5 separate regions of the Mus musculus genome follow, and all the other regions are linked to region 4. A link is a loop called in an ENCODE intact Hi-C map of the cell type or tissue named here. Cell type or tissue: heart. All regions are shown on one strand.

What was found. A loop is a pair of places that touch in the nucleus more often than their neighbours do. Peaks named below come from ENCODE experiments on the same cell type or tissue, not always from the same donor. Only the 100,000 strongest peaks of a DNase experiment are listed, where the experiment ranks them.
Region 1: a loop joins it to region 4, with 2.8 times the contacts of the local background. A loop is called at or near these places in 27 of 42 quality-filtered maps.
Region 2: it touches region 4 in a loop (2.5-fold over the local background); 8 of 42 quality-filtered maps call a loop at or near these places.
Region 3: it touches region 4 in a loop (4-fold over the local background); 16 of 42 quality-filtered maps call a loop at or near these places.
Region 5: a loop joins it to region 4, with 4 times the contacts of the local background. A loop is called at or near these places in 27 of 42 quality-filtered maps.

The regions. Positions count from the first base shown.
Region 1 is chr11:20,032,337-20,037,336 of GRCm38, forward strand. It overlaps Gm39603 (a long non-coding RNA gene), which reads right to left and starts at 4,276. Exons shown (of 5, transcript XR_872273.2): 1 at 2,940-4,276. In heart, no CTCF peak of the experiment used is centred here; no DNase peak of the experiment used is centred here; H3K27me3 peaks cover 479 bases.
Region 2 is chr11:20,012,501-20,017,500 of GRCm38, forward strand. The region is part of intron 4 of Spred2 (sprouty-related EVH1 domain containing 2); the gene reads left to right. Among named protein-coding and RNA genes, the nearest start is that of Gm39603, 22 kb to the right of the region's middle. In heart, CTCF peaks have their summits at 2,514 (motif pointing left) and 4,777 (motif pointing left); no DNase peak of the experiment used is centred here.
Region 3 is chr11:20,069,630-20,074,629 of GRCm38, forward strand. Actr2 (ARP2 actin-related protein 2) reads right to left here. Exons shown (of 9, transcript NM_146243.2): 8 at 2,827-2,959. Among named protein-coding and RNA genes, the nearest start is that of Gm32080, 32 kb to the left of the region's middle. In heart, a CTCF peak has its summit at 2,758 (motif pointing left); no DNase peak of the experiment used is centred here.
Region 4 is chr11:19,918,303-19,923,302 of GRCm38, forward strand. No RefSeq gene overlaps it. Among named protein-coding and RNA genes, the nearest start is that of Spred2, 3.6 kb to the right of the region's middle. In heart, a CTCF peak has its summit at 2,267; DNase peaks (open chromatin) are centred at 1,319 and 2,119; H3K4me3 peaks cover 2,058 bases; H3K27ac peaks cover 1,581 bases.
Region 5 is chr11:20,024,068-20,029,067 of GRCm38, forward strand. Gm39603 (a long non-coding RNA gene) reads right to left here. Exons shown (of 5, transcript XR_872273.2): 3 at 4,394-4,618; 4 at 3,567-3,637; 5 at 763-2,195. Among named protein-coding and RNA genes, the nearest start is that of Gm39603, 10 kb to the right of the region's middle. In heart, a CTCF peak has its summit at 2,071; a DNase peak (open chromatin) is centred at 2,084.

The DNA.
Region 1 (5,000 bases), 110 kb after region 4:
CCCCCTTTTTGAGAAGTTCTTTTACTGAACCTGGAACCCACCAATGAGCTTCAGCTCCCACCTGTCCCCAATGTCCCCAGCCCCTAACCTCCTGCTCCCACCTGTCCCCAATGTTCCCAGCCCCTAACCTCCTGCTCCCACCTGTCCCCAATGTCCCCAGTCCCTAACCTCCTGCTCCCACCTGTCCCCAATGTCCCCAGCCCCTAACCTCCTGCTCCCACCTGTCCCCAATGTCCCCAGCCCCTAACCTCCTGCTCCCACCTGTCCCCAATGTCCCCAGTCCCTAACCTCCTGCTCCCACCTGTCCCCAATGTCCCCAGTCCCTAACCTCCTGCTCCCACCTGTCCCCAATGTCCCCAGCCCCTAACCTCCTGCTCCCACCTGTCCCCAATGTCCCCAGCCCCTAACCTCCTGCTCCCACCTGTCCCCAATGTCCCCAGTCCCTAACCTCCTGCTCCCACCTGTCCCCAATGTCCCCAGTCCCTAACCTCCTGCTCCCACCTGTCCCCAATGTCCCCAGCCCCTAACCTCCTGTTCCCACCTGTCCCCAATGTCCCCAGCCCCTAACCTCCTGCTCCCACCTGTCCCCAATGTCCCCAGCCCCTAACCTCCTGTTCCCACCTGTCCCCAATGTCCCCAGCCCCTAACCTCCTGTTCTCACCTGTCCCCAATGTCCCCAGCCCCTAACCTCCTGCTCCCACCTGTCCCCAATGTCCCCAGCCCCTAACCTCCTGCTCCCACCTGTCCCCAATGTCCCCAGCCCCTAACCTCCTGCTCCCACCTGTCCCCAATGTCCCCAGCCCCTAACCTCCTGCTCCCACCTGTCCCCAATGTCCCCAGCCCCTAACCTCCTGTTCCCACCTGTCCCCAATGTCCCCAGCCCCTAACCTCCTGCTCCCACCTGTCCCCAATGTCCCCAGCCCCTAACCTCCTGCTCCCACCTGTCCCCAATGTCCCCAGCCCCTAACCTCCTGCTCCCACCTGTCCCCAATGTCCCCAGCCCCAACCTCCTGCTCCCAAGGCTTCTCATGTGGGTTCTGGGGCTCTGAATTCAGGACATCCTGCTTGCATGGCAAGCACTTTACTTCCACAAAGCAATCCCCTCCACCACCACCACCACCACCTCCTCCTCCTCCTCCTCCTCCTCCTTCTTCTTCTTGTAGGAGACAGGGTCACATGTAGCCCAGATTAGCCTTGAATTCATTATGTAGCCAAAAAATAGGTTTGAGCACCTAATCCTCCTGCCTCAGTCTCCTGAGTGCTGGGATTACAGAGAGATGCTTCTGCGCCCAGCCTGTCAATCCTGCCCTTCACTCCCTTGGCCTAGAGTGGCTCTGTCTCCTCTGGCTTTGGTTACTTTGTATCCCTATTCTGCTCTTTGTATCTTATCTTAGACCTTTGGTTCTTTTGTTCTAAGTCCAGTGAGTTCCGGCCCAGCATCATGCAGCTGTCACGACCGGGTTATCTGAACCCAGCATCTAGTTCACTCAGGACAGTAACATTCAGGGAGATGTGTGACTTCCGGGGCTTGAGGACAGCTCTGCTATCTTTCTGTTGGCCCTCTGTTGGTGTTTTTCCATTGCATAGGGAGCCATATGGCTCAGCCCTGGTCATCAGACAAGGCAAATGTGAATGGGTGCCCTAAGCTCCTTTGTGTAGATTTATGCCTGCTTAGTTTTGATGTTCATGCCTGGCGACTGTTACCAGGATATTTCTGAGCCAGCCAACAGTTGGATCTGCTGCCCACCTCTTGGGATCCTTAAGGGAGAGAATTCAGTATAGCTCCTATCCTGTCTGAGCAGCTGCACTCCACACCCTAACCTCTCTTCCATGTCTTTCTAAACATCTTGAGGAGTTGACACATGCTCAAAGCTTGCTCTCTGAGGGAGGGCCAGGGGACTTGGTGTAGGGCTCAGTTGGTAGTTACTAAAGTGTTTGCTTAACGCTGGGTTTGATCCTCAGCACCACAGCCAACAAGAGAAAACACTGGGAGAAGATAGTTTCTACCCTAGTGGAAGATGGTCATCAACCAAGAGGTTGGATGAAATAAAACTGGTCCTTTCAGCCCTAGGCCTGTCTGGCTCAGAGCTGCTAACGGGAATGGCAGGAAATCTGAGAACGCTCTCCTGCTCGAATCCCGGGACGATCCACTAAGTGAATGTCCTGCCAGGACACTGGCTCCTGACCTGTCTTTGCTCGAGGGCTGATGCCAGGTTTCTGGTTCCTGTGAGCTGCCTGGCAGTCTAATAGGAATACCTTAAGCCGTATCAGGTGCATCTTGCCCTGCATCCACATTCATCTGGGAGTCCTTGGGATTGATATTTGTGGCTTGATGCGAAAATCAACCCACGTAGTTTCCCTCTTTGTCAGGCTTGGATAATAACCACCTCCAACTCACGCTTTGCCGTGCTCCTTCAGTAACTATGGTTGCCTTTTGGGTAGCTTCCAAAAAAACCCTTCTCCCTTCCAAAAGAAAGAAAATCGATCCTGTCTGCCCAACCTTAAAAGCTGACAATTACAGCATCATAAAACCGTCCTGTTCAGTGCAGTGACAGAGAGAGAACTGATAGGACGCTGGGGTCACTGGTACTTCTGAGTCTCCCCATTTGGGCGCAGGAAATGTGGTGTGGCCCCTACATGACGCCTTTTGGTGACTGTCTTTGCTTCCTTACCAGCCTAGTGGTCCTTTAAAAGTGCATCACTGCCGGGCATGGTGGCGCACGCCTTTATTCCCAGCATTCTGGAGGCAGAGGCAGGCGGATTTCTGAGTTCGAGGCCAGCCTGGGCTACAAAGTGAGTTCCAGGACAGCCAGGGCTATACAGAGAAACCCTGTCTCAAAAACAACAAACAAACAAACAAACAACAACAAACAAAAGTTCATCACTGCAGCAGCCAAAGCCCAAAGAGTCCTATAGTGGGGTCTTCCATCCTTGCAAACCTGAGGTGCACCTGTACCGCCTTGGATGCATGCATGCCCCGAAGACCCGTTCATCTGCTTCTAAGTTCCTTTTGCAGAAAGCAGGCAACCTGGAAGGAGGTCTGAGTCAGAGCCCGGGGCCTCGCTATCGGCTGCCACACCACGGCAGGCTTGCAGACAGGGAGGGAAATAGTGGGCTTTCAGCTGGTGTTTTTGTTTTGAAGGAAGGGAGAAGGTGGAGGGCGGGAGAGATCTAAGGTGCACTCAATGTGAGTACATTTGCAGTATGGGGGTGGGGTGGGGCTAGGAGATCACGTGATCTGCATGACTCATCCCTCTCCAGAAGACAGAATGCTTTGCACTCGTCCCTCATCTTCTGGTATTTTGGAAGTCTTCTTCCTCCCTCAAATGCTGGGAAGAGACAAGGCCGGTGCTTCTCACCCCCTCCTAGGAGAGCTATGTCTGAACTTTCAAGTATCTCTGCATTTGCTTCATCTCCTCTCATCTGACTAGGGTTATTTCCCACCTCTCTACAAAGAACTGGGTCAGCTGCACCGTGGGCACAAAGGCCAGGGCGGGGAAAGGGAGGCAGCCCATACTCTCTGGAGTCTGACCTGACGCTAGTAACTGGATTGGCAGTGCTCACTGAGGGTGCCTGGGGCAGCCCCAGGCAGAGTTTGCATCAGCAAAGATGGTGGTCAGGCCGGGAAGAGGAGCCTTTCTCAGATGCAGCATCTCTACACTCCCTGTGCTGAGCTGAGGTAGATGCACACTCTGGCTGGGACCACAGGGCAGCTGCCCAGAGCTGGGAGTCTCCAATAGCTGACTGACCCTTAGGCTGTAGTGTGGCCCACAGTTAGAGGACACAGCAAGTTGCACAGTCTCTCGGGGCGTCTCATTCCCTTGCTGCTCGAGCCATGAGGAGGCTGGTCTGTTACCTAGGGAACGCTCACATTTCATTTGTTCTAGGAGATGGAGGACAGCCTCATTTCCTATGCTCATGGACACACTGCGTGTTCACTGCCTCCTGTTGAAAAACAGAGCTCTGAGGCTTTGAAGATAACTCTGTGGATAAGAACAGTTGCGCGGCAAGCCTGAGGACTTGGGTTCAAATCCCAAGAACCCACATTAAAAAGGCAGGCATGGCTGCATATACCCAGTATAGCAACAGGTTCAGTGAGAAATTCAGTCTCAAAAGAATAGGTCAGAGAGTGGTACAGCCATACACCTAGGGTCTTCCTGTGTGTGCATGTATGAGTGGGTGCAGGTGCGCGTGTGTGTGCACGAGCACATTGTATGCGTGCACATGTTCACACAAGTGTTCGTGCACACACACACACACACACACTTTTTTTTTTTTTTTTTTTTGGATTTTCGAGACAGGGTTTCTCTGTGTAGCCCTGGCTGTCCTGGAACTCACTTTGTGGACCAGGCTGGCCTCGAACTCAGAAATCCGCCTGCCTCTGCCTCCCAAGTGCTGGGATGAAAGGCGTGCGCCACCACACCCGGCTTCAACACACACATGCTTTTTAAAGAGAGTTCTGTACACCATGTGGTGGAGGCTCAGGAGGTTGAAAAAGGAGGATGGCTTAAGTCCTAGGTCTGTCTGGACTACACAGTAAGACCTTGGCTCAAAAAGACATAAGAAACAAAAGGAAAAAGATATAAATCTACGTCTGCAAAGCCAGAACTTTCAGAAGCCGGGTTTAGTGTTGCAGAACCACTGCAGCTAACAACTGAAATTCCCAGGTCTGCTGTGGCCTGTGCTTCCTGCTTTGGGGAGCTGTTGTTGGAATATGTGCCTGCTGATAATTTATGGTACTTAAGCGCAGCTTGTGTCTTGGAGGTTTTTGTGACTTATTTTATAAGATAGTTAGGAAAGAAAAGAGAAGAAAAGAAGAGAAGAGAAAAAGAAAAGGAAAGAAACATATTTTACAGATAAATCTGCCCAGCAACCCCTAAATGTTATTTTGGTCCCCAAAGCTATTAACAGTTTCCAACAATCCTGCATTCACTCCATGCTTGATGCACCCCTCCCCTGGGTCCACCAGCCTCAGCACATAGCAAACAGGCTCGATGTTC
Region 2 (5,000 bases), 94 kb after region 4:
TGCCCTTCCTGTGGAGGGGTCATGTGGCCTTGTGGGCTCACAGCGCATTGACCTGACTGCCCAAACACTTTGCCGACTGTCAGACGTATCCTTGGAACCAGCCTGTCCTTTTCACTCCTCAAAATGAGAACCATGTTGTCTTCCCACAGGAGGATAACTGCTTGTGCGTATTGTTGACGATTGCCAACGTTGTTGTCTGCTCTCCCTGCCCTCCCAGTCTCCCCTCTGTTTTAAGCCTGTATTCAAACCTGTGCCTGTCCATGGCTTTCCCGTCAGAGGCCTCACCAAAAACTCTTGACTAACTGCTGCTGCTGTCTATGGAGTTCTGTCATTTGTTCTAATTCTTGGATTTTTTTTTTTAACTTTGTGTGTGTGTATACACACATATGCGTGCATATGAATGTGCACTCGCAGATGGCGGGAATCAGAGACAACTTGTGCGACTCAGTTCTCTACCACCATATGTGTTCCAGGGATCCAACTATGGCAGCAAGCACCTTTATGTACTGAGCCATATAAAGAATTGAAAACAACAGCTCCCTGGCCGAGTACTCACTCCCTAGTTTGTGTGAGGGCCTGACTTCTTTCTCCAGCCATGCCAAACAGCAAAAAGGCTAGCTATAGCTAACATTTGGTGATAGCATTGCTAAAAGTCAACTTTTCTTTTTGTCCCTTCGGAGGGTGTATCCTTTGTCACTTCCCATCTGAGAAACTTGTATTCAGCCGGCTCTGCTGAAGTCACTTTTGTGGCATTGTGGCAACTGGCCAGTCTTGAGGAAGCCGGTCTAAGCTTGGGCTACCAACTTGAACACATTCATTGGGTTTGTCTCCAGCTGATTTCCTCCTGGACCCCTGTAGCTCAGGGCTCAGAGACAAAGGGGTTTGGAGCCATCGAAGAAGAGATGGGTGATAAGAGAAAATCTGGGAGTTTTTATAAGCTGTTGGTCATAGCGTTTACCACAGCTGAAGGACAATAGTTAATACCAAAGTCGGCACATGGGCCTGAGTGTGCAGTGTTTTGGAGGAATGTGGAAGACTTTGGGACTTTGGACTAGAGAAGTTGGTTGGTTGCTCTAGGCAAAGCTGTTGGGCCATCCCAGTAGGAGCTTGAAAGACAGCAGTGCTGAGAGCAGTGGAGGTGGTGGAACTTTGGAAGTTGAACTAAATGCATTTTACATTATGATATGGCCATGAGTTATGGGGGAGGGGGAGAGGGGTTGTGGAATGGATTGGTTTGAATGAGATGTCCCCCATAAGTCTGGGTCCCCAGTTGCTGGGAATTTTGTCTTAGGAGGTGTGGCTTTGCCAGGAAACACGTCACTGGAAGTTGGCCTCCGAGGCTTGAGAGACCCTCAGACTTGCTCTGTTTCCTGCTTTTCAGTTGAAAGATGAACTCTAAAGTGTTCTTGTTTTTTTATGTTACCTGATCTTGGTGTAGTGTCACAGCTGTAGAAAAGTAGCTAATTCAGACATTTTATACCTTGCTTCATTTTTTTTTTTATTAAAGTAACCTTGCCGCTGGGTGTGGTGGCCCTTAATCCAGGCACTCCACAGGCAGAGGCAGGCTGATTTCTGAGTTCGAGGCCAGCTGGTCTACAAAGTTACAAAGTGAGCTCCAGGACAGCCAGGGCTACACAGAGAAACCCTGTCTTGAAAAAACCAAAAAAAAAAAAAAAGTAACCTCAAAGATTTTACCCACATTTTATAGATGTGAAAACTGGAGTTAAGAGACCACCTTGACTAAGATCTTAAACCTTCTAATTTGCAGAGAGAGCATCACACCAGCCCAGTCTACCCGAGCAGAAAAGACCCTACTACCCTTTACTACCCTTAACAGAGCCCTCCACTGTGTTTCTGCTGGCCAGTGTCTCATGTTAGGCACACACTTCCTGTTGTTTTGTCTTTTGTAGGCTCTACAAGTCCTTTTTTTTGAGACAGGGTTTCTCTGTATAGCCCTGGCTGTCCTGGAACTCACTGTGTAGACCAGGCTGGCCTCGAACTCAGAAATCCGCCTGCCTCTGCCTCCCAAGTGCTGGGATTAAAGGCGTGCGCCACCACGCCCAGCTTACAAGTCTTGATTAGACATCCTTTTACTAAACGGTATTGTCATTGTGTCAGTGGCTGGCACACGGGGGTAAGATTGTTTCTGAAGTTACACGTGCAGGTCACTAGGGCTGTGTGCCTGCTCCGTTGAGGATTCTGCTATGCCTAGTCCCCAGCCAGGGGCATTAATGAATTAGCTCTAACCCTGCTGCTGTCTCTGCCGGCTGGGAAACCTGCTGCTAAAGCTGCCTCGGGTCCCAGGCTCAGAGTAATTAGAGCTTCACTTTTGGTCTTCTTAGGTACAGAGCATCTATGTTAGTTCACCCAAGAGCAAGGCAGATGAGAAACAATCTTGATTGGGGCTGGAGAGATGACTCATCGGTTAAGAGCAGTGACTGCTTTTCCAGAGGTCCTGAGTTCAGTTCCCAGCAACCACATGGTGGCTCACAACCATCTGATGCCCTCTTCTGGTGTGTCTAAAGACAGCTATGGTATACTCCCATGTAGAAAATAAATAATTCTTTTAGAAGGAAGGAAGGAAGCAAGCAAGAAAGAAAGAAACAAAGCCAGCCAGCCAGCCTTGATTCTTGATTGATGGTCAGGTCTTGAAGTTAACAGTAGCACGAGTCACTGAAATACTTTAGGGTCTTGCCCTCTTAGGTGTGTGTGAATGCTTTGTATGGTACTTTCTCTTTATTCCAGCAACCACAGGGTAATAGGTGACGCTGTTCAGAGGTATATGCCCGTCACATTGCCACTTTACAAGATCCATCTAATAGGATAGACTGGAAGTAATTTGTGCCTTCATCATCTCTCTTGCCCTGCGTCTGCTCTAGTTTCCGTCCTCCTGTTGTGGTAAACGCCATGTGTATAAACTCTGTGTGTAAACACCATGAACAGAAAGCGGCTGAGAGGATCCAGAGATCACAGCCCATCACTGAGGGAAATCGGGGGAGTGCAAGCAAGAATTTGAACCCGAAACCACAGAGAAATACATACTGTCTGCTGGCTTGCTCACAGGCTCACCTGCCCAGGGAACATGGTCACCCACAGTGGGTTGAGCCCTCCTGTGCCAGTTAACAATCCCCGAAATTCCTGGCCATTAAAGCTGACTGGAACACTCCACCCTTGTCAACCTGACACACAAACCTGTTGCTCTAAACTGTCACTTTGTCTTAAGATCTTCTTGTGTTAGTATCAAAATATAACATCTCTTAACTCAAGCCGGGGCGTGGTGGCGCACGCCTTTAATCCCAGCACTTGGGAGGCAGAGGCAGGCGGATTTCTGAGTTCGAGGCCAGCTTGGTCTACAAAGTGAGTTCCAGGACAGCCAAGGCTACAGGTTCCGAGAGACCCTGTCTCGGGGGAAAAAAAAATTTGAGTTAGGAAAAAAAAAAATCTCTTAACTCCTGTAAAACTGAAAATAAGTTTCTTACTTATTCCAGAAGGGAAGAACCAGGGCATAAAAATAATTAGTTTTAAAAATAAAAACAACCAGCAGTGTAAGTCAGAAATCCTGTAGCTTGCCTCTAGCATCAGGAACTTAGCCATTGTGTAGTCTTCTGGCTCCAGCAGACTTAGGGAGTGCTGTTTCTCCAGCTCTGCTATGGGACAAGCACAGCTTCAACCAGTACTACCTAGACAACGCTCATATACTGTTTGTCAAGTCCTGTTCCAAGTGCAGAATACAGCCTGCCTCCCGTGACCAGCTCTGGGGGCACTTGTTCTGAAGAAGTAGGGTTTGGGGTGGGGGTGGGGGTTGTTGTTTTGAGACAGGGTTTTTCTGTGCGGCCTTGGCTGTCCTGGAACTCAATCAGAAGGACCATGCTAGCCTTGAACTCACTGAGATCTGCTGGGACTAAATGCATGCACCAGCAGCACCCAGCTAACAAATAGTTTTCTCTCAGTCATCAGGCTGCCTTCTCGGCCCCAGCTTGACCGGCACCCCGGTGAGCACAGGCTCACCTCAGTAGTGTTGATCTCTTGTTAGTCAGTTGACTCTTGAGCCCTGATGATTAGCATACACACATTTTTAGCCAAAGTATTACAATAACATCCCTTACTCCAAGTCTAGAGAGTGTCTTTGGTACCCTCTGAAACCCAGAGGACCAGGCCTCCATTGTCCATGTTTCTCTCAGAATTCTTAGCTTCCAAGATCTCTCGAGAATGACCCATTAAGTTTTCAGTCCTCACCAGGAAAAAGCCAATCCCTGAGAGTAAAGGACAGCCAGGGCTGCAGAGACAAACCCTGCTGTCTCAGAAGGGAGTGGGGACGGGCTTTTAGTTCTACTTGTCATAGTGTCTGGAAGCCAAGGTCAGGAATGGATCAACTATGCCCAGTCACAGGAGAGTGGCTGGTAGGAGCCAAGTATCTATCTTCCACCATGGCCCAGTACTGTTTTTACATTTAGAAAACCAGCTTGTCTTTCCAAGGCCTTGCTGCTGGGCCTCTCCAACCATTGAGGTAACTACTTCATTCACATTGAGACATTCTGTTCATTCTCATGTCTAAGACAACTCAAGACTGGAAAGCCAGGAGTGATGGTTCATATTCTATAATCCCAGCACTTGAAATGTAAAGTCTAAAAACCAAGCCAGTGTGTGGGGGTGTGGTGGGGGCAGAGACAGAGAGATGAGATATGGCTCAAAGGTTAAAAGCACCTACTACTACTACTAGCACCCAGCTAAGATGGCTCACAACCACCCACCTATAAGCTCCAAGGGATCCAGTGCCCTCTGCTGCCTCCATGGGCACCTACACTCAAATGCACATTATTAAAAATGAAATAAACTAGGCCCATGGAGGCCAGAAAAGAGCATCAGCTCCCCCCAGACCTGGAGTTATAGGCAGTCGAAGCTGTCTGTAGGTGGTGAGAATCTGGGCATTCAAGTCTGCTCACCCCGGGGCCCCTTCCCGCCCATACCTTTAATCCTGCACTGGGGAGGCAGAGACAGGG
Region 3 (5,000 bases), 150 kb after region 4:
AGAGAGTTAGGTAGTTAGTTAGCTATGTGTCTGAGTTTTGGCTGCATGTATTTATGTGTACCGTGTATACGCCTGGTGCTCAAGGCAGTCACAAGAGGGCACTGGGTTGCCTGGAACTTGAGCTACGGATGGTTGTGACCTGAACCCGGCTTTTCTACAAGAGCAGCAGGTGCTCTTAACCACTGAGCCAGTTCTCCAGACCTCTCCCCTCCATTTTTTTTTTTTACATCACCCTTGTTGACTTTTTTTCTCTCCTTACATTCATCCACTCAGGTAATCAGGTCTGAACCTGCTTTCAAGCAGCTCAGCACACAGTACAGAAGCTCTATATTATTTTGCTATAATGTGTCACCAACTTTGCCCGGGTCCTTCACGCTGTCTGGCCGTCTAGGATATTTTCCCACTCTCCATTCACTCTCTTAGAGGACCGTTTGTTTCACCCTACTCCATGTTCAACCTCTGCCAGTTCTTCCTCTCATAACTTCCTGGCTTTCTTTCTTGGCTCCTCCTCCAACACACTGGGCTTACAGATTCTTTTAAGGGGTAAAAGTCTGACTACATCATAGAAGCCTAACTGACCTGTCTGCCCGCTAGTTTTCTTACCTCATTTTCTACCCTCTCTTGCTTACTCTGTTCCAGCCACACTGGGACATTTCTGCCAACTCATGCTTTTGCACTATTCCTGACTAGAAATGCTCAATCCCTAACTTGACACAGGCATCTGGCCCAAGACCTGTCTAATCAATCAGGATAATATTATCTGATTAGACAGGTATCTGACCCAAGACCTGTCTAATCAATCAGGAGTGAGGGAGCATACCGACTTGTCACCAACAACAACCTTTTTCTACCTTGTAGTCTTCCTTTCTTTTTCCCACACCATTTATTATTACTACTGGTAAACAACTTAAACTCACAGCATGGCCTAAATCAGTTTTGGCACAGGGATGGAGTTTCAAGAAATGTTTTCTGGGCATAGGGTATGCTAGAGTGCTTGCTTAGGCCCTGCGTCCCAACCCTAGAACTGCAAAATTGACAAGGAAAGGGAGATCAGTGTGTAAAAGTCATATTTTCAGTAGGGTTTACCAAAAGATAGTGCTACAGAGCATACGCCCCTCAAAAAAGTCTACAGGGTAAAGAATGATCACCAGAGGGCTGGTGAGATGGCTCAGTGGGTAAGAGCACCCGACTGCTCTTCCGAAGGTCCGAAGTTCAAATCCCAGCAACCACATGGTGGCTCACAACCACCCGCAATGAGATCTGATGCCCTCTTCTGGTGCGTCTGAAGACAGCTACAGTGTACTTACATTAAATAAATAAATAAATAAATAAATAATTAAAAAAAAAAAAAAAAGAAAGAAAAAGTAAAATTATAAAAAAAAAAAAGAATGATCACCAGAGATGGATTTTAAATTCCCTAAATAGCTCAATGAAATGAGAACTGTGAGTGAGCTATTAGAAAGCACTGTAACATTGGTGTCTCTACACAGAATACTCTGAAAAGTGGAATATTATCATCTAAAGCAAAGAGCAAATCCAGAGAATAAAAAGCATGATTCTTGGCTGAGGCTGGGATTGGTGGTATCCACCTTTCATCCTAGAGGCAGGCGAGCTTGAGTCAGTGTCACTGAGGTAGTTACAGCTAGGGCTACCGCACAGAATGCCTCACACAGTCTAGAGCTGAGAAGACAGGGCATGCCAAAGAACTACCAGCAATTATATTCTAGTCCATGGTGACAACGACCAATAAAGTCCATTTTAAGAGCTGTGAGAATTTCTGAGAACACAAACATGACTGAGGAGATAAGACATACAACAAATAGAAAAGTAACCTAAAACCAGAATTCTAACAAGCTAAGAGTAAAGGCTGGTTACATATTCACAAAATTAAAAACCAAGATAGCTGTGATGGTGTATAGGATATATATGAATTATATATTATAATATTATAATTATATATATTAAGAGCACTGACTGCTCTTTTGGTAAACCCTACTGAAAATGTGACTTTTATACACTGATCTCCCTTTCCTTCTCAGTTTTGCAGTTCTAGGGTTTGTACGCAGGGCCTAGGCAAGCACTCTAGCATACCCTATGCCCAGAAAACATATAGGTATAGAATCTACAATCCTATCACCTGGGACACAGAGGTAAGCTCCTTCAAGGCCTATATGGTCAACATAGTAAGTTCCAAGGTAGGCAAGACTACATAGGAAGACTGTTTCCAGAAAAGAAAGGAAGAAAAGAGAGGAGGGGAGAGGGAGAGGGAGAGGGAGAGGGAGAGAGGGAGAGGGGGAGAGGGAGAGAGAAAACAAGCAAGCCAGGACATTTCCTCTCCCTTCTCTCCACAGCAAAAGCAGGCTCTTCCCAAACACTTGCACACTGCATACCAGTCCAGGCTGGAGAGATGGCTCAGTGGTTAAGAGCACTGACTGCTCTTCCAGAGGTCCTGAGTTCAATTCCCAGTAACCACATGGTGGCTCACAATCTTCTGTAATGGAACCCAAGGCTCTCTTCTGTGATGTGTCTGAAGACAGCTACAGTGTACTCATAAACATGAAATAAATAAATCTTTTTTTAAAAAAAAGAATGCTACAGACTACCAAGGACACTGGACTCAGTCACCTGTGTTTTCTCACCAGAGTGTAACCTAGTAGGTAGAAGCACTACCCCCAAGACAATTTCCAGTGAGCCCTGCAAGGCTTCAAGAGGCTAACTGCACCAAAATCTGCTGTAAGACTTCTTGCTCCCTCTGGTGGTTGTCAAGATCCACAAGCTACTTTACAGGGTTGTAAAACAAAGGTAACAGCTGATATAGATACTTACTGAAAGTTTTTCCACATCTCCTTTCAGAACTCGTTCTAAGTAAAGCTGTTTAAGCTCTCGTTCCAACCTCGATGGCAGGCCAGGATACATGGTAGAACCTCCAGAAAGCACAATGTGCTTGTAAAATTCAGATCTAGGAAGACACAGTGGATAATTACAGTTTTAGATATGAGAACGGTAGGTGGTTTTTTGGTTTGTTTTGTTTAATTTGGATGAGGCTCAGAAGAGCACTGGCCTAGCATGAAACCCTGGGCTCCATCCCAGCACCACAGAAGCCAGGGGACTATGAAGTAGAGGGAGGAAGATCAGAAGCTCAAGCCTCTGCTAGATTAGGACTGTAACATGACAGCAATAAGATGCATCATGACATGGAAGGAGGGAAAACAGCTCAACATCACCTATCACCAATGAGCTATCACTGTACAACGGATAACAACTACAAGCCACAGCTCTAAACTGAGCTGCGTCACATAACTGAATGTGGGGGCTGTGAATGACATGGTAACAGAAAAGGTTCTCTAAGGTGCAACAGGCAAAACAGTCAAAAGCAAACATGCAATAAGTCTGCGGTGTTCACTGGCTGCCCTCTGAGCACATCTACTGTGTGTGCAGTGTCCATGTAGCCATGCCATGCAGCACCTGAGCTCACCCAAGACTATGGCATGTTAGAAAACGGCTACTGTACGTACAGCTTCCCATCCTTACAAAAACATTACAGTAAACAAAGACATTATTGGTCTACATTAGTATATTTTTAACCAGCACTTGGGAGACAGAGGCAGGTAGACTATGTTCAAGGCAAGCCTGGCCTCCATAGTGAGTTTCAGGACAGCCAAGGCTACACAGAGAAACCCTGTCTAAAATAAAAACTAATATTTGAATTTCTAACTTTTGAGTTTCATTTAAAACAAAAATTGTTAAGTGAATTCTGACTCGAGATTAGCCCAGAATCTCCAATAATTTCTGAAATGGCCTTAAACATATTTGTGCCATTTTGTTCTGTTGTTTTTTACAGTACTGAGGTCTGAAGCTAGTGGCTCACACAAGCTAGCCAAGTTTCTGCCTGAGATATAGCCTCATCTCTGTTGTGTTTTTGAGACAGGATCTTACTATGTAGCCTTAGTTGGCCTGAAACTTGCTATGTAGGCTGTGCTGGTCTCAAATGCAGATCTGTCCCCCAAGTGCTAAGATTAAAGACATTTGCCACCATGCAGTCCAGGATGGACTATATAGCTATGGCTGGTCTTAAACAAGTGTGGACCACCATACCCAGTTTAAGATTTAATTATTTAAAAAAAGATTTATTTTTATTTAATGTGGTTTTTTCTGCATTATTGTATGTGTACTTCATGTGTGCCTGGTGCCTGATGAGGTCAGAAGAGTGTTCCAGATACTCTGGTACTGGAGTTACAGATTGTGGTGAGCCACCATGTGGGTATAGGAATCAAATCTGGGTCCTCTGCAAGAGCAGCAAACACTCTTAACCACTGAGTCATCTCTCTAACCCCAAGACTTAATTCTCCTTTTTGTTTTTTTGAGACAGGGTTTCTCTGTAGAGCCCTGGCTGTACTGGAGCTCACTCTGTAGACCAGGCTGGCCTCGAACTTAGAAATCCACCTGCCTCTGCCTCCCGAGTGCAGGGATTAAAGGCGTGGGCCACCATGCCCGGCTCAAGACTTAATTCTTTATGTAAAACCAAATAAACCCATTCATTTCATTAGTATGGAATTTGTTTTCATTTTTGATGCAAGATAAATTATATGTGTGTGTGTATGTATGTATGTGTGTGTATATATATATATACACATATACTTCAAGATTAATTATCAGTAAATATTTGCCTATATAACTCTTATATACCTACATACTAAGAATTATGTAAAAATTTCTCAGCCAAAAAGGGGTCATAGCACATATCATAGCACATATACTGTCACATAGTGGTATGTGACTTTAATCTCAGCACTTGGAAGACAAAGGCAGGTGGATCTCTTAAGAGTTTGAGTCCAAGGCCAGCCTAGTCTACATAGTGAGTTTCAGGCCGTCCTAGGCTTTGTAGTGAAGTAGACTCCTTCCTTCAAAGGGTGAACGTGATAGCTATTCTTGGTTGTCAACTTGACTACATCTGGAACTAACTAAAACCCAAAAACAGTGGAGTACATCTATGAGGGATC
Region 4 (5,000 bases):
CTAACCCCCGTGTGCACCTCAGAACTTTTATGCTCATCTGACTCTCTCTCCCTTTACCTCTTGTTCCAGTTATCTATCCACAACCGTGGCATCACACTATCTGCCAAGATTTGACTCAAACCTCCCAGCCTCTGGGGAGCCTTTCTCTGACCTTAGCTTACTCTGGTGCTTACCCCACTCATACAAACACCAGCCATTGGCCACAAATCCTAACCTGTTTAGATGCCTGACACACACAACCCAAACCCCAGAAGGCAGGAAGTTCGTGTGCCTTGGCATCCCCGTGGCTTCATAGAATACCCTGGACCTTAAGCAGCTATGAAAAATAATTGCCTTCACCATGGCCTCCCACCCACTAAAAACCCACGTGTGAAAGAAGCTGCAGCAAGGAATGATGGGAAACAGTGGCAGCCCAGCTACTCGGGAGGTTGAGAGAGAAGGGTGGTGAGGATCGGACCAGCCAGCTCTGCAAGCCAGGCTCCTCTCCTTGGCCTTCGTCTTTCCTTTGTTTAAGTCATAATGTGTGAAGAGAAACTACAGACGTGGCTAGGTGGTAGAATGCTGGCCCAGCAGCTGGACCTCGGTTCAGTCTTCACAAATATACTGGCTCATATGAGCAAAAAGGAAATCTAGTTGAGCTCAGAAGTGGTGGTGTGTGCGCGTAATTCCAGCATTCATGAGGCAGAACCACGACAGAGAGAGGGGGTAGGGGTTGGGGGGAGAGAAAGAAATGATGTCCTAAATTTTAGGACTAATTTTTCTAGGCCTATGTGGTGGTGCACGCCTTTAAGCCCAACACTCAGAAGGCAAAAGCAGACTGACTTGAAGGCCAACTAGGGCTATAGAGACTGCTAAAACGGGGGGTGGGGGGGTGGGGGTGGGGTGGGGGGGTGCGGCGGTGGCAAAGGATTCCTTCACATGCTTGTTAAATACACACACACACACAAGCAAGATTTAAAATTCATTTAACTACGGACATGGCTCCAGCTTCAGTTGCTGCAGTTTCTGAATTAATTAGTCTTCATTCATTTGTTTTGTCTCCTCTGAGAAAACCTTAAGGACTCCCGTGTCTCTCACCGTGTAGGTGAAGATGATCTTGAGGTTACAGGCCGGATTAATGAGGGGCTGCAGAGTCGAACCTAGGGCTTCATGCGCAATAAAAGCTACAATGCACCCTACTAACTGGGCCACGTACCCAGCCTGACTCAGAAATTCTGATCCTCCGCAAGATTAGGGGAGGACCCCTCTCTGTCTCCTCTCCTCCTCTCGGTCTGACTCTCTGCCAGGATCCAATTTGCAATCCACTTGCTTCCTGTTAAAGAGTTCAGGAGTGCACCCCAAGGTCAGCCTTCTCCATCTTTCCTGGAGTGGGTGGGGGAAGGGCTAGAATTGGGTAGTAACTTGCCAGAAACAGCTCTTCCCACCGAGCTGCGGCTAGCTAGAAGGTGAGCTGCCACAGACGAAAAGACCCTTTGCATAGCCCATTCTTAAACTGGCTGAGGCTTGTACAGTTGTAAACTGAAACTTGGGGCAAACCCTGGCGGTTACATTTTTTACACAAAGAATGCTTCCTTCTTCGCTCCGTCGATTACTTCCTGCATTCTGACTCTGCTGAGCAAATGCATACCCGAGCCTTTGGTGAGCTGCTGAGCACGGTCGAGCCACCCTCCTACCTGAAGTGGCGACCGCAGTAGCAGCGGGCTTGGCGTTTCATTCATAATACTTGCACCAGCGTGGAGGGAGGCGGGGCGGGGGCCTTTCGTCTGTTTAATAAAATCCCGGCCATGCAACCGAAAGGGAAAATGATCCCGGAGTATGCTGCCCGGGGGATGAGCCCTGCACCGCCGCCCTTGGCTAATTATACCGGAGATTGTGCAATGGGCCCGAGCCATTCACCCTGCAGGGCCGCGGCGCCTCTCACTACGTCTGCACAGTCCTCGGCTCCCTTGGCACAGCGGGTACCCGCGGCTGCTCGCCCGAGCATAGTGATGCAGGCGCTGCAGCGGCCCGGGCGCGGCCGGAAGGAACTGATAAACCGGCGCGCGAGTGGCACCCCTCCCCCGCGTCGGAAGTGTCCTCGAGCGCCGGTCATTGAGAAATACTGAAGGGGCAGAGTGGGGTGAGGCGAGGACAGCCCTGAGGCCGCGGCTCCTGGCCTGTGATCCCACGCGCAGCCGGCTGTCCGGCCGCCTAAGTGCGGGTTCCGCACTGCGCCCCACAGGGCCGCCGGCTCGAAAAGCAGGAGCTGCCCCGCTGCAGAGCCTGCAGATCCGGCCGCCGAGGGGCGCTCCGGGCTTTCCCACAGCCCCTGGGAAAGGAAAGAGCTACGGGGCCTCCCCTGCCCAGCCTGTGGAGTTAAGAGGCAGGCAACTGTGCTGGGTTTCCGTGAAGTTGTGAGCAGATCGATAGTACTTTTGAAGTTTTAAGATCTTACTGAGTAAACACTTTATTTTAAAAGACTCAAGTCTCAAGTAGTTCAAATTGGCCTGGAACTCAATGACCTTGAACTTCTGACCCTTCTGCCTCCTGAGATAAAAGATTGTGCCACCGTAGTCTTGTATCAAAAAACAAAACAAAATAAAACAAACAAACAAAAATCCCAAATTCTCTGGGTTTGTTGTTGTTTTGTGACTTGTGTTTTATTTTTTAGTCAGGGTCTCACTCTAGCCCACATTAGCCTGGAACTGTGTACTCCAACGGACAGTGATTATTTTGTCTCAGTCTCTCGAGTCTACCGTGCCCCGATTGATGGTTATAATGCTTCTGAATTGAAATCTAAATCTAAGATTGGGACAAACTAATATTTTTTTTTTTTTTTTTTTGGTTTTTCGAGACAGGGTTTCTCTGTGTAGCCCTGGCTGTCCTGGAACTCACTTTGTAGACCAGGCTGGCCTCAAACTCAGAAATCCACCTGCCTCTGCCTCCCAAGTACTGGGATTAAAGGCTTGCGCCACCACGCCCTGCTTACTTATTTTCGAATGTCTACGATTTTTTTTTTTTTGAGAAAGGACATGATTTTATTATAGTTTGTGGGGGTAACAGAATAAGAAAAAATAAGACATCAGTGGGACAAATCAAAACAAATAAATCCCGAGACGTTACAACAAACTCTAGAAATAGATCGGTGTGATCCAAGTAATTCATTAGACACTTCCGTTATTGTTCTTTGGGAGTCATCCACCTTGCTTTTCAATCTGAAAGTTGTCAGACCACAGAAGTGACTAGTAAGCCCTGTGGAATTTTCCTGTCTCCATCTCTTCAACAATGGGATTATAATTGCAGGCCATCAAATGTGGGTGCTAAAGAAGGAGCATAGGCCCTCGGATGACAAGTAAGCCTCATACTAACCTATCTCCTAGCTCTGAATGGGTCTGCTTTTTGTTTGTTTTATGTTTATTTTCTTTTATGTGTATGGGTATCTTGCCTGTATGTATAACTATGTATGCATTGCTTGGGTACCTCATGCTCTTGGAGTCCAGAAGACAATGTCAGATCTTTGGAACTAGAGTTATAGAAGGTTGTGAGCAGACATATGGGTGCTGCAAATCATACCTGGGTCCTCTGAAAGAACAACCAGTGCTCTTAACCACTAAGCAACTCTACAGCTTACCCAACCCCCAGTCTTTTTTTTTTTTTTTAAACCAAGGTCTCAATATTTAGCCCTAGCTGTCCTAGAACTCTTTCTGTAGACTAATATAGCTTTGAACTCAAGAGATCTACCTGCCTCTACCTTCAGACTGCCAAGATTAATGGTGTCTACCACCACACCCAGTATGTCTCACTTTCTTCACGGCCTACAAACAAACAAACAAACAAACAACAAAAAAAAACAAAACAGAAACAAGCAAACAAATAAAAATACCCCCCAAATCAAACAAACAAAAAATGAAGAAAGATAAGGTTTGCTTTGTTTATTCCTGTAAAAGTTGAAGAATTAACAGAGACCTCACTGTCAGGACCTCAGGTCTTCTAAGAGAAAACCAAAATGCAGGTCTCGAGGTTTGGCGTCCTTACCACTACTTGTCATGAGCACTCAGAATCCAGTGTTGAACCTCAATGTGTATCCACAAAGATCATGGTTGTGGAAAGCATGAAACCACTGGTTTCTACTTGACTCAAAGGTGAAACTCTTATTTTTCAAGCCCCCGTGGAACTCTCAATACACACAGACCTCTAAGAGGGCTACTTTTGTTTTGTGTATGGGTTTTGTTTTAGTTGTTGCTGATTATCATCATCATCATCACCACGACCACTACTTTGATTCAGGGTCTTAATCATGTAGTCTGGTTGGCATGGAACTCATTATATAGGCCAGACTGGCCTCAAACTCACAGAGATCCACCCACCTTTTTGCTTCTAGAATACTAGAATTACGGACATGATCCACTATGCCCGGCTGTTTTGTTTTTGTTTTGTTTGTTTTTTGTTTGTGGTTTTGTTTGAGACTGGATTTTGCTTACTAGCTATGTCTAGCCTAGGATTCTACTTGTAGACCAGGCTGGACTTGAACTACTATCAATCCTCCTACCCCAGCCTCCGTAGAATGGGATTATCCAGTCCAGCAATTTTCTATTTTTGAAGCAAATATTTCATCCCCCAGTTTGTTTCGTAGCTATTTAAAATCTAAGTGGAATGTCTCTAATGGCATATTCAGGAGAACAGAAATGTCTATTAGTCTTGAGGACATAATCCCTGTCCCTTATTCCATGGCAAGACCTCAGGAAATACCCAGTGACTCTGTAATTGGTGTCATCCATGTCAAGTGAAAACATGGTGCCCCCTTCAAAAATTGAAATGGATTTTAATATCGCAAATTCAGATTCCAGGCAAATCCACAAGTTGAGCCCTGGGTGCAATCCTGCTCGTTGTCTAGATGGTGCATAGGTCCTCTCAGAAAACCTCAGGCAGGTCCTAGGCCATGGTAGGAAAAATAATTTAAAGAGAGGTATGAAGAGATGGCTCGCAGTTAAGATCTTCCATAAGACTGTGGTTTAATTCCT
Region 5 (5,000 bases), 110 kb after region 4:
ACAGAATGGGATGGGGTTTCCTTCAAAGAAAAACATGAGACGTGGGTCTTTTTTTGTGAGGCCCTTCCCACCTGTGGTTATATTCCGGGGGGCGGGGGGGTGAATAACATATCCCCTTCCTCCACAGGGAGAACCCCATTCCTTCCTAGCCAGTCTTGCCTCAAGCCCTCCTCAGAGAGAAAGGCTGTACTTCCTTTGAGCTGTTTTCTCCTCATCCCTGCTGAAGCCCAGAGTGGGGTTGGAGGTGGGAGGCCGTTCGAAGACTGCACCAGCCCATGGTCTTGGGCAGCTCTCGGCTCACTTTCCAGCTCTTCTGGATACCAGAAAGCTACAGCATTCCCCAGGCGAAAATAAAATAGTTATTTTGAGGATTCCAGAAGAGAAGTGGTTTCTCCATAGTTCTTCCCATCTTAGTTTTCACTTTCCCCAGAAAGGAGGGTGTTTCTAAGCCACTGGCAGATATCAAATACAAGATGGGTGCTTAAAGTTAGGATAAGATTTAAGGCTCCCCCAAGAGCTGGTATGGGGGTGGGGGGCAACATCCTGAACCCTCACTTGACGTACACCCTTCCCAGTGTTCTACAGCCCTGACACCAAAGCTAAGAATGGGAATCGAGGTGATCTAAAATCAACGAGGCACAGGGCCTGTGTGGGCCGGCTAGTGACAAGCTTCCAGGTCCCTCCCCACATGAAAAGTGGGCCACTTGTTCCAACTGCTTCAGGAATGAACAGAGACTTCAATATCAGGAACCAGGCTGGCTCTGGCTGTGACTCTCATTTTTATTCCTCCAAAAAGTGAAGTGTTCGTATTCAGTTCACACTTAGGGGGGCCCGTAAAGAGGTGATGTCGCTGGATCAAGGCCCTGTGGAGAGTCTGCTGTCCGATGCCTACCTTTCTCGGTTTCCTCTTGTATAAATGTTACAGGACCCAAATCCAGCTACCTGTCCTTCCTTTCCCCCTTGCTAAGGGGGATGAAATCTTACCAGAAGCAAGAGTTGGTCTGTCAAGGAGGTTGAGCTGGAGCAATCTGGTATCACAAAACATACCACCTTAATTTTTTTTAAGTTTTATTTTTATTTATGCTTGAAGGATTTTTGGGGGGTTTTTGTTTGTTTTCGTTTTTTATTTATATGTTGGTATAAATATATGCAAGTGTCCGTGGAGGCCAGAAGAGAGTATCAGACCTCTGGAGCTGGAATTGTAAGTAGTTGTAAGCTACCCGGGATGGATGCTGGGAATTGAACCCTGGTCCTACAGACAGGCATGGACCGCCCAACCTCCACATCTGGTGAATTTATTCAGTGATACAAACCATCTACTTTTAAAGTGACTTCGAAGTATTGAGCTTTGAGACAAATGTGTTGAGGCAAAGATGACTCCAGAGCCACTCAGCAGGAAAGAGGACTTGACACACCATCAGAGGACTCACCTGCACCCACATGACAACTCATAATCTGCAGTTCCAGGCCATCTGTGGGCACCAGGTACATATTAAGTACACACACACACACACTTACACAAACACACACACACTCACACAAACACAGAGAGAGAGAGAGAGAGAGAGAGAGAGAGAGAGAGAGAGAAGCAAAACACTCCTACACAAAAAATAAAACTTTAAACAAAACAACAACAAAAAACTAACCACCTTAAGTCCAGACATACCTTTAATCCCAAGGCAGGAGGATCTTGAAACCTCCTCTACAGAGAAACCTTGTCTCAGAAATAAACAAAACAACAAAGCCCATCTAAAGCAAGATTGGTGACAAAAACCGGGGGATTGCTTTGACTTCAGTGTTGGCTTGTGCTCTATAATGAATTCCAGGAGCCCGAGCTAGCGAGCTAGCGTGTCCAAAGGCCATCTTTCCAGGAAGCCAATAGAGATTTACATAGGATTAGCACTAGCTATCAGGTGCCTTCTCACAGAGGGGGGCCTGCACAAAGAGAACACATCTCAGAGCGCATCACTTCTTTCTAGGGCCACTCCACACTGATGAGGTTCATCTGTTCTGCTCGGGGACATCACATGTGGAGAGGCTGCCCAAAGAAAACAGATCCCCCCCTCGTGGTGGAAAAGGGTCAGGTGAGGTGAGATAGGATGTGAAGGCTGGCCTGGACAAGTACAGCCCTCAGAGGTTCCGTAACGCGATCCGCAGGACCCAATCACTTCCTCGGTTCCTTGTTTGTTCTGGCCCTGAGGAAAGATGGGTTGCTGAAGAAGACAGCCTGCTCACTGCACAGTAGGCCGAAGCACATGGCAGACAGTTTGTTAATGAATCCACAATTCACTCCATACTTCTTTTTCTAACTGCACATTTCGGTTTGGTTGTGCTTTCTTCCTGACACTTATGAATATCTTAAGTCAATGATGCCTGCAGAGGCACACAGCTCGCTGGACTCTGGGCAGACAGAATGTACAACGTGGAGAAAAGCCAGTGACCTGTCAAAGCAGTTCTGTGGACAGAGCTGGTACCAGCTCAGAGGAACTTGCCCAAGATAGAGACACAGTATATTCAGGGGACTGTCTGAACTCGAGACACGTTCCCCTGGATGGTGGACATCCATCCCCAAAATTAGGCCACTCACTTCCAAGGGGAAAGCATGGGCTCTGAAGGACCTGCAGGACAGTTGCAGTTTGTCATGGAACACAGGCAGGCTTGTAAACGGACACCCGAGCTCGTGCCAGCAGCCAGAGCTACAGGTGACCTTACTGCAGGCCTCTGGGCTTTGTGGTAGTGAAATAAGACGGCTATCTACCCCACACCTGTTGGATCTGTTTTCTCTCTTAGCAGTGCTGGGAATCAAACCTAGGGCCTTGTACAAGCTGAGCCCCCACAGCTCCCACCCTAGCCGCATGGGGTCGGCCTAAGCCAGACCCTTGAAGGGCAGAGAACCCACCCTGCAACAGTGCCGGCCTCAGCCTCTCTCCCTGACCTCTCAATCTTGCATCTTTCATATCTTGCAAGCCAACACCAATGGACAATACTGCCAAACTCTGCATCCAACTTGGGATGGAACCCAACCCTGCATCTCACCCCTGCACCCCACCCCTCACCCCTGTACCCCACCCCAAACCACACAGCCTCTGTATGCTGACCCTGGAGAAATACCTTCCTAGACACCTGCTTTTGAGGACCAAGGAACCTCTTCCGCTTATTCTTTTCTTTAAATGAACTTGAATAGTCAGTGGGTATGGTTTTTGCCTTCAAGGCACATGGTCCCAGCAGAAGCCAGGCCTCTCTCCTTGCAGTGGGTGCTAATCTCTTCAATAGTTAAGCTGAGTTGCTTGTGAGTTGCTCACACCTTTCCTCCAGGAACAACAGATGCTCTGTCCCAGGCTGTGGATGGTGTGGACTGGGTGGTTTCTAAAGGGCTTTCTTCCCTTCAGCTCGTACTCAAAGTTACAGGAACTACTGAAAGGGGCGCTGAGTGCGAGCCCACTCCTGTGCTTTGGGGCTTAGCTCAGAGGTAGAACTTTGCTCGTATGCATGCGGAAGGAACTAGGTTCTTTTCTCAGCACAAAACAGACCACTGGATGATTTATAGTATCTATCTGTGCACCCACCTTTAATCCCAACACTTGGGAGTCAGAGGTTTTCTGTGGATTTGAGGTCTCACTACATAAGAGACTTGTCTCTAAAAGAAAAAAAAAAGTTTAAACATTTTTTTAAGAAAATGAGAAAAACGAGTCTAATAATTCAAGGAAGACAGCTGCCAGTGTGTGCTGCCATGGTAAACTCAGGCACTCAAACACATATCTGAGTTTTGAAAAAACGTGTTTGACCAGTTGCCCAGTAGATTTTCCTCCTCGTGAATAACGACCTGCAGTTAATGACCATGCTCCTGTCCTTGAGGCCCATGACCTCACCTTTGGTCTGAGACCTGCCGCCACTTTGCATATTACTGTAAGGCCGCCAGGGAAACTGCCAGGGCGGTGCACGGGAGTGTCGGCTGAGTGACAGGAAGAAATGAGAATCAGTTGGGCATGATGACACCTCTGCCCATACTGTATAATGCTTGCTGGAATCTCTGCATGGAGGAGGCAGAGGCTCAAGGTCAAGGTCGTTTGAGGCCAGCCTGGGCTATATGAGATCCCGTCTTTTAAAAAAAAGCGGGGGTAGAGGTATAGTTCAGTGGTAGACGAACACTTGTGTGATTTCACTCCTCAGCGCCACTTGGGTAGGGGGCAAGGTGTATGTGTCTCTATGTGTAATATATAAAATAATGGGAATGAAGTGGGCCAACTCTCAGAATAACTACTATTCATTGTACTTTTGCTTCCAGATGGTCAAAGTATGCAGCTATAAAGTTATACCTGGGCAAAAGATCCACTCAGAACAGAGATTGGATGTGACAAAATAGTACATTCTCAGATTCCACAGAGCAGCTAACCTTTAAGAAATTGCCAGTTGCGAGAGTTACCACTGAAGGCCAGGTGGATGTGGAGATCTGAGCTGCTGCCCGAAGCCACGTTGGTGACAGTGAGCTGTGCTGCCCCTGGGGTTGATGCTCATGGTCCTTGTTACCACCAAAGGCCTTGGGAATGTCCATGGTCTGTCTGCGGCCCGTGCTGTAGCCAGAAACCATGTGGACGTCCATGATCCTTGCTGCTGCTGACTGTAAAGGGCAAGCATGCTTCTTTTGCAGTGGTATTGATGATTGCAGACTCACAGTTGAGAATGAGAGACATAGAAGACCTCTGTGACTGCTTCTCTCCCCCACCCCCACTTCCCATCCTCCAATCCCCTAAAAAGAAAGTCTGGACAGAAAGTCATTGGAAAAAAAAAAAACTCTAAAAAGGGAGCTGGGAGGCGGTGGCACATGGGTGGAAGCAAAAGTACAATGAATAGGAGAGTTATTCTGGAGGGGTTGGCCCACTTCATTCCCGTTATTTTGTATATTACACACACACCTTGCCCCCTACCCAAGTGAAATCACACACTCGCAATCCCAGCACTCCGGAGGCAGACAAATCTCTGAGTTCACTGCCAGCCTGGTC